Regions from separate parts of the Homo sapiens genome. Here regions 2 and 3 are each linked to region 1. Evidence: chromatin loops called from intact Hi-C (ENCODE). Cell type or tissue: dorsolateral prefrontal cortex. All regions are shown on one strand. Region 1 holds the start of LOC105376035 (a long non-coding RNA gene). Region 2 overlaps ZCCHC7 (zinc finger CCHC-type containing 7). Region 3 overlaps MELK (maternal embryonic leucine zipper kinase).

Region 1 (2,500 bases):
AGATAGAGTCTCCCTCTGTCACCCAGGCTAGAGTGTGGTGGCGCGTTCTCGGCACACTGCAGCCTCTGCCTCCCGGGTTCAAGCAATTCTCCTGCCTCAGCCTCCCAAGTAGCTGGGATTACAGACATGCGCTACCATGCCCGGCTAATTTTTGTATTTTTAGTAAAGATGAGGTTTCACCATGTTGGCCAGGCTGGTGTCGAACTCCTAACCTCAAATGATCTGCCCACCTCGGCCTCCCAAAGTGTTGGGATTACAGGCGTGAATCATCCGCCTGAAGTGGATTCTTGCTGTCTTCTGTTCCTGGGTAGGATCGCAGAACTGGTTGAGCCAGATTACAGGCCTGGGTGGCACCAGTTTGTGCATCAGAGTGCATCAGCAGTGCAGGGTCTGAGAAATACCTCAAGTGCCAATCTTAGGTTTTACAATCGCGATGTTATCCCTAGGAGGAACTGGGAAGGTTCAGAATCTTGTAGCCAGCTGCGTGACTCCTAAACCATAATTTCAAATCTTATGGCTAACCTGTTAGTCTTACAAAGACAGTCTGGTCCTCAGGCAGGAAGGGGTTTGTTTAGGGAAAGGGCTGTTAGCATCTTTGTTTCAAAGTTAAACTATAAACTAAGTTCAGCCTATGCCCAGGAATGAACAGGGCAGCTTGGAGGTTAAAGGCAAGATGGAGTTGGTTAGGTCAGATCTCTTTCTCTGTCATAATTTTTTTGTTGTTTTTTTTTTTGAGTTGGAGCTTCGCTCTTGTTGCCCAGGCTGGAGTGCAGTGGTGCGATCTTGGCTCACTGCAACCTCCACCTCCCAGGTTCAAGCGATTCTCCTGCCTCAGCTTCCCAAGTAGCTGGGATTACAGGCACCTGCCCAGCTAATTTGTTCATATTTTTAGTAGAGACGGGGTTTCACCATATTGGCCAGGCTGGTCTCAAACTCCTGACCTCAGGTGATCCGCCTGCCTTGGCCTCCCAAAGTGCTGGGATAACAGGTGTGAGCCACCGTGCCCGGCCTCTGTCATAATTTTCGCAAAGGTGGTTTCATCTTTATCCAAGAGTAGGGACTTGCCGCTGGATCCCCCTGTCAGACACACGCTGCTGTGAGTCAGCTCTGGATTCCGCTTTAGGACACCTGGGAGCTGTCCCAGTTCAGAATCTGATTCCCTGTTGGAAGCTCTGCCCAGAATTTCTCAAAACTCAGTCTGCATCCTGGCCCCCACCCCCATGAATAATGGGGAGAATAAATGTGAACCCGGTTTTGTCTACATCATAGGGCTGCTGTGAGAATCAAAAAGGGTGAAAAAAAACCTCCCTGCCGGTAGAGACCAGTCTAACTGCAACTGTGCATTTTTTTCTTAACTATCCCCCTATTGTTTGATTGTGTTTGCCATTTTCTCTGCTATAAACAGCACTGCAATGAACATCTTTACATGCCTGCATATGGGTGAAGGGAAAACTTCCCCTTTTCCTTCTGAAGGTTCACTGAAAATCACCTGACAAAAGGCAGATTAGTAGGAGAAAAAGGATACACATTTATTAACATTCATGGGAGAGAATTACAGTGTGATTACCCCAATCCCCCAATGGGGTACAGAAGCTTATGTACTCTTTTTCCCAGGGGAGCGAGGAGATGGGAAACATAGAGCATTGTTTTGAGGAGCAGTAAATGATTATTAAGGAGAATGAATGGATCAGGGAGACAGAAATCAACTTGTGAATGGAATGAGTCTGAGAGGCAGACATTATGTTGTGGAAAAGTCCATCCAGCTGTGGTTGGACTTCTGACTTCTTTTCTTCCGGCTTCTTTTCTGCAGTGGATAATGGGGTATCAGACGGACAGAAGGCAAATGTGTTTCTTTTGGCAAGACACTTTCTAGGTCAGATAAGGAAATTCCAGAGAGTCCCTCCAAGGACTTGAGGGGTGAGAGGGAGAGAACGAGACAAGGTTAGAGAGGCCTTGATGCTGAGGCTTATTTGTGAGGCCTTTCAGTTTTCAAAAGCACTCAGCATGCCCAAGTGCCACATTTTGGGGAATCATTTTCTGTACCCCAACACTTATATTTTTGGTTTGCTTTAAAAAAATTATTTCTCTGGGATAAATCCCAGAGGAAATAATTGGTTAAAGCATATAAATTGTTTCTATGGCTTTTCAACCTGATAATCAAAAGGATCAGAATACTGTTCTAAAGAGTTCATGCGGCTGGGCAAAGTGGCTCATGCCTGTAATCCCAACACTTTGGGAAGCCGCGGCGGGGTGGGATGGTGGATCACCTGAGGTCAGGAGTTCGAGACGAGCCCAGCCAACATGGTGAACCTCTGTCTCTACTAAAAATACAAAAACTAACCAGGCCTGGTGGCACGACGCCTGTAATCCCAGCTATTCAAGAGGCTGAGGCAGGAGAATTGGTTGAACCTGGGAGGTGGAGTTTGCAGTGAGCTGAGATTGCACAACTACATTCCAGCCTGGGCAACAGAGCAAGACTCCATCTCAAAAAAAAAAAAAA
Region 2 (2,500 bases), 50 kb before region 1:
ACTTAGCTAAGAAACAACATTTTAAAGTAACTTTTAGGCAAGATGGCAGAGGCAGAAAGGGGAAAGTTCCAAAAGAAAAGATTTCAAACATGCTGAATGGATCTGTGTCACAGATCATGATAAACAAAAGCCTGCTATGTGGTGAGTGGTTCAGGCCAAAGCCTATGGATTTGGGAAATACTAGCTGGGTAGAGGCCAGAGTCATGAGAGTAGGAAGCTGTCCTGGGAAAATGAGTAAGAGTAGGGATTTCAACTTGGGTGGCGGAAGCAAGAAGAGAAACTTCTTTTGGGGTGTCTCACAATTACCTAGGAACAATTTTAAACTAGGCATAACCTACCACCAACCTACCCCCCACCGTTAAGAATCACTACCCCTATAAGCAGTGAATGTTGAGTTAAAATAAGCTTGCAAACCATTTGTCTCTAGAAAAAAAGATCAAAGGGCTTAGAACTTATACCCACATTTTGGGGATAGGAAGAAGAGATGGAAAAGAACTTGATAGAAGGCTGTTGGAAGTGATGGACAAGCAAAGGAGTAATACTAACATGAGGCCGAATAACATAAACCCACTAACAGAGCGGCAAGGCTGCTACCTCAGACTGTGAAAGGAGTTAGGCAGAAAAGGCTGAAAAAAGATACGAAGGGTTTCATAGGTAAAGAAGTAAGGGAAGAAAACTCAAGCTTGAAAGAATATCATAACACAGTGGGGTTTAGGGCTGGGTGACCCTCCCAACACCCCAGCAAGGACCATATCCTACAGCCACCACATGAGGTACCAGTGACATGGGGCTCATTTCTAATTAACATGCTCCAGAATCTTGCAAAAAGGTTTTTGAACAGTGTGACCATGTGACATCATAATTTTACATACAATTTATAGGAATGTCCAGAAAGAGAAGTGTATGACCCGTCTCCAGTATCTCCATTCATCTGCTACTATGATGACAAATATGAAATTCAGGAGAGAGAAAAGAGACTAAAACAAAAAATAAAAGGTATGTTGCTAGACTTCTTGTTAGATCACATTTGCAGTAGTTTCTAAATTTCTTTGTTTGTACTGTCTTTGCCTGCTTTGGGGGTCATTGGTTAGCATAGAAAGTATTTTTAGTAATTACCAAAGAGACTGGAACTTTCTTGATCTCCAGAAACCAAGCACCCACTTCAGAAATAATCCCATGTTGCAATCTCCTCACAGTAAACATTTTTTTACAGTGATCATTTTAGGAAATGTCCAGAAAATATTGCTGTCCATCTATATAGGCAGAGTTTTTAAAGGCTCCTTTGAGATTTTTCTGTTTGACAGGTAATTATTTTTTTTTCCATTTGTATTTCTCCAGTATTTTTTTATGGAAAGAAAGGCTTTCCTGCTAAGTTATTCCTGGAGCTTCCCTGAAGAAGTCATTTGTTAGAGGCCACCGCTGCAAGCAGAGCTCCAAGTTCACAACCACCTCTGTGGTTTCTGTACTTACTGTTGCAAACATTGTTCTTTATCACCAAATTAATATCTTATCATTTAAGTTTTCTCTACCTCTGTTCTTTCTTGTTATTCACTTCAAGGTGGTTTTCCAAGTTATCTTTCTTGCTTTAAAAACAAAACAGTTCTGTATTTTTTTAGTTTGTTCTATACCTTATTTTCTGACTCTTTTGGCCTTTTACTCTTCTGGATTCTTAGTTCAGGACCTTTCCAAAATGAAGGTACTAATTCTGAGGAAAATAGAGTTATTACTCTCCCAGCTCCTGCATATTTTACATATTTAATATAAAATGTATGTCATCTACAGCTATCCCTGGATATTGGTTCCAGGAGCCTCCTCATTTACCAAAATCTGCACTTACTTATGTCCCATAGTTGACTCTGCAGAACCTGATTATAGGAAAAAGTAGCCGTTCGTATACACAAGTTTCTAATCTGTGGAATGGTGTATTTTCAATCCTCATTTGGTTGAAAAAATCCACATTTAAGTGGACCCACGTAGTTCAAACTCATTGTGCAAGGGTCAGCTGTGTGGAGAAGTTATAGTAGTTGTAGATTATGATTAGGCAACCAAATTAGAGATTAAAAAGAATTGCATGAAAATGTCATCTCTAGATTAAAGGATTATATGTGCTTTCTGTTTTTTATGTTCTTTGTACTTTTCTGTTTTTTCCAGGTTTTCTATAATGAGCAGTTATAACTTATAATTAGAGAAAACCCATTTTGGTTTTTTTTTAGCTAGTTGTATCGACGTCTGTAGCATAAATCCACTTTGAGGTGTTCACTATGATCCTTTGAAATTTTTATAATAAAAGTCTATGCTAAAAGTTTTTATTGGCCACTTTTTTAATCTTTAAAGATTCTATTGACTGCTAGTTTTCATCTCTCACTGTAACCTCATCTCCCACCTACCCGTATCAGAATCACTATCAGAGATCCGTATTAAGCGTGTCAAGCTCTGACAAAACATTAACATCAGCTTTATCACTAAAACCTCTAAGATACCCGCACTCACGTGCACTCAC
Region 3 (2,500 bases), 780 kb before region 1:
GATTCAAATATAATATATGACTCCAATCCATTCCTGTTCCAATGTGCCAAACACCACACTTCTCATTCACTTGTTTTCTCTGCTTCTTTCTGGATAGGATTGCTTCCATGGTGCCAGCTTATAGCAAAGCACAGGGGAATCTATTAAAAGATACTTTAAGAATTCAAAATAGGTTGATAAAAAGGGGTGATAAAAAGGCAAAGAGGAATTTGGAATCAGTATGGTAGAGCTCTCTTTATTTAGTACTTTGGTCTGAGTATTTATTTTTACATTTGGTTTCTGTGGAGTACTCCTACTTTTAGTTAAGAGTACTTTTCAGAATTGAAAGGCATAATGTCTCCTATTATGATAGTTTCAGAATTTAAAGGCATAATGTCTTTTTTATTATGATAGATCTGGTTATGGGCCTGTTATTTGTGTGTTGGAGCAGACCAGAAAGGGCTGAAACCTGGAATCAGACTTGTCCTTGAGGTGGACAGATGCTGGTATGGGGGAGGTGATGTGAAGCAGCTAAACCCTCATAGATAGTGTATGAGTTTCCTAGGGTTGTTGTAACAAAATACTGGAGAGTGATGGGTTAAAACAACAGAAATCCATTCTTGTGCAGTTGGAGGGATACTGTTCAACCCAGTACAGATAGTGTCCAGAGAGTAAGCAGCAAACGGCTTTGCAAACAGCAGAGGGAAGACCACCCAGAGTACAGGGAATGAAGCTGATAGAGGACACTCTAGGAGCAGGCTGTGATCAGAGACTCAGGCAGCTCACGGCCTTTTGATCAGCACATAGGAAGCTCTTTGTTCCAAGCTGATCTCCACTCTCTATGGGACCCTGGCAAGAGCAAGCTGAAATATTTGAGACCGGGCAAATAAGCAGTTTGCCAAGAAAGAGAACAAGGCAAGTCCTCAGGACTGGGATCACGAAAAGCCTGGGTCTCAGGAATAAAGTAAAGCTCAGATACGAGAGTGGGGCCAAGTAGGTCAGGGCCAGTCATGCAGCAACTGTGACTCACTACTGCTGAGTCCCAGAGAGTTGGCTAGAGCATCTAAAACCCCTCCTTCCCAGGGATAGGCATGGAGCCCAGGCAGCAGTGAGCCTTCAGATTGGGGTCCAGTTGGCTGTAGATGAAGCGTGGTAGGGGAGAAATAAATTCAAGGCTTCATTGCTGTAGTTCAAAAACAAACTTTGAGCCAGCTAGGTGGCTCATGCCTGTAATTCCAGCACTTTGGGAGGCTGAGGCGGGTGGATCACCTGAGGCCAGGAGTTCAAGACCAGCCTGGCCAACATGATGAGACCCTGTCTCTACTAAAAATGCAAAAATTAGCCAGTCATGGTGGTGCATGTCTGTAATCCCAGCTACTCAGTAGGCTGAGGCAGAAGAATGGCTTGAACCCTGGAGGCAGAGGTTGCAGTGAGCGAAGATTGTGCCGTGAGACTTCATCTCAAAAAAAAAAAGAAAAAATTATGAAGGGTTACATTCATCGCAGAATTGTTTATGATATAATTAGGAATTGGTCTATGACAAACTCCAGAGGGCCTCCAAAATGAATGAAAGACAAAATGCACTGAATAAGGGTTCTAGGTTAGAAATATAAGTGCAAGTGTGGCAGGCCAGGTCTCACTAATGCAGGCCTCCATTACAACTGTCCCAGCACTGACTGAGTGGCTAGGTTATACACTAAAAGCTGATTGAGCCAGTGCCCTTATACCAAGGCTGGAATGTAACAAAGAGCCCACCAAGAGTTTTGCCTAGGCTTTTCCAGGGCCTTGAAGCATGACAAGATAACGAAGGAATTCTTCTCAGGACCCTTTTAGGATGAAACAAATTTTTTGGGGGTCTGAAGAAAGCACAAACAATTTCTTTGGAGTCTAAAGGAACTCCCCAAACCTTTATGATTTAGCAGGATACAAGATAAGGGTAATCACCCTAGCACCTAGACCCATTTAGATTAAGTAAACTTACTGAGGCTCCAGAAGGTCTTCGGGACTCAGACCTTAGTTATAGCTTAAAAGAAGTTAGTCACTTACGTTTTTAGATAAATGCACACTTACACGTAGACATATAGCTTAGAAGGTGTATAGGCTCTGGAGAACTTTGTAATTTTGAGTTGGTCTGGTGATAATTTCCAGGCCTTTTCCCTGTGGCTGGTTACAGAAATAAAAACTCTTCCTCCCCAGTTCATCTATATCTTGTTATTGGGCCTCAAGAAATAGCAGCCCAAGAGGCCGGGCATGGTGGCTCACGGCTGTAATCCCAGCACTTTGGGAGGCTGAGGCGGGCGGATCACCTGAGGTCAGTAGTTCGAGATCAGCCTGACCAACATGGTGAAACCCTATCTCTACTAAAAATACAAAAAATTAGCTGGGGGTGGTGGCAGGCACCCGTAATCCCAGCTACTCTGCAGGCTGAGGCAGGAGAATTGCTTGAACCCGGGAGGCAGAGGCTGCAGTGAGCCAAGATCACTCATTGCATTCCAGCCTGGGCAACAAGAGTGAAACTCCA

The links. A loop is a pair of places that touch in the nucleus more often than their neighbours do. Peaks named below come from ENCODE experiments on the same cell type or tissue, not always from the same donor. Only the 100,000 strongest peaks of a DNase experiment are listed, where the experiment ranks them.
Region 2: it touches region 1 in a loop (3-fold over the local background); 4 of 110 quality-filtered maps call a loop at or near these places.
Region 3: a loop joins it to region 1, with 7 times the contacts of the local background. A loop is called at or near these places in 2 of 110 quality-filtered maps.

The regions. Positions count from the first base shown.
Region 1 is chr9:37,403,702-37,406,201 of GRCh38, forward strand. LOC124902154 (a long non-coding RNA gene) reads right to left here. Exons shown (of 4, transcript XR_007061481.1): 4 at 1,505-1,804. LOC105376035 (a long non-coding RNA gene) reads left to right here and starts at 1,740. Exons shown (of 4, transcript XR_007061479.1): 1 at 1,740-2,500. In dorsolateral prefrontal cortex, no CTCF peak of the experiment used is centred here; no DNase peak of the experiment used is centred here.
Region 2 is chr9:37,353,829-37,356,328 of GRCh38, forward strand. It overlaps ZCCHC7 (zinc finger CCHC-type containing 7), which reads left to right. Exons shown (of 9, transcript NM_032226.3): 8 at 882-996. Among named protein-coding and RNA genes, the nearest start is that of LINC01627, 40 kb to the right of the region's middle. In dorsolateral prefrontal cortex, no CTCF peak of the experiment used is centred here; no DNase peak of the experiment used is centred here.
Region 3 is chr9:36,624,455-36,626,954 of GRCh38, forward strand. The region is part of intron 8 of MELK (maternal embryonic leucine zipper kinase); the gene reads left to right. Among named protein-coding and RNA genes, the nearest start is that of MELK, 53 kb to the left of the region's middle. In dorsolateral prefrontal cortex, no CTCF peak of the experiment used is centred here; a DNase peak (open chromatin) is centred at 987.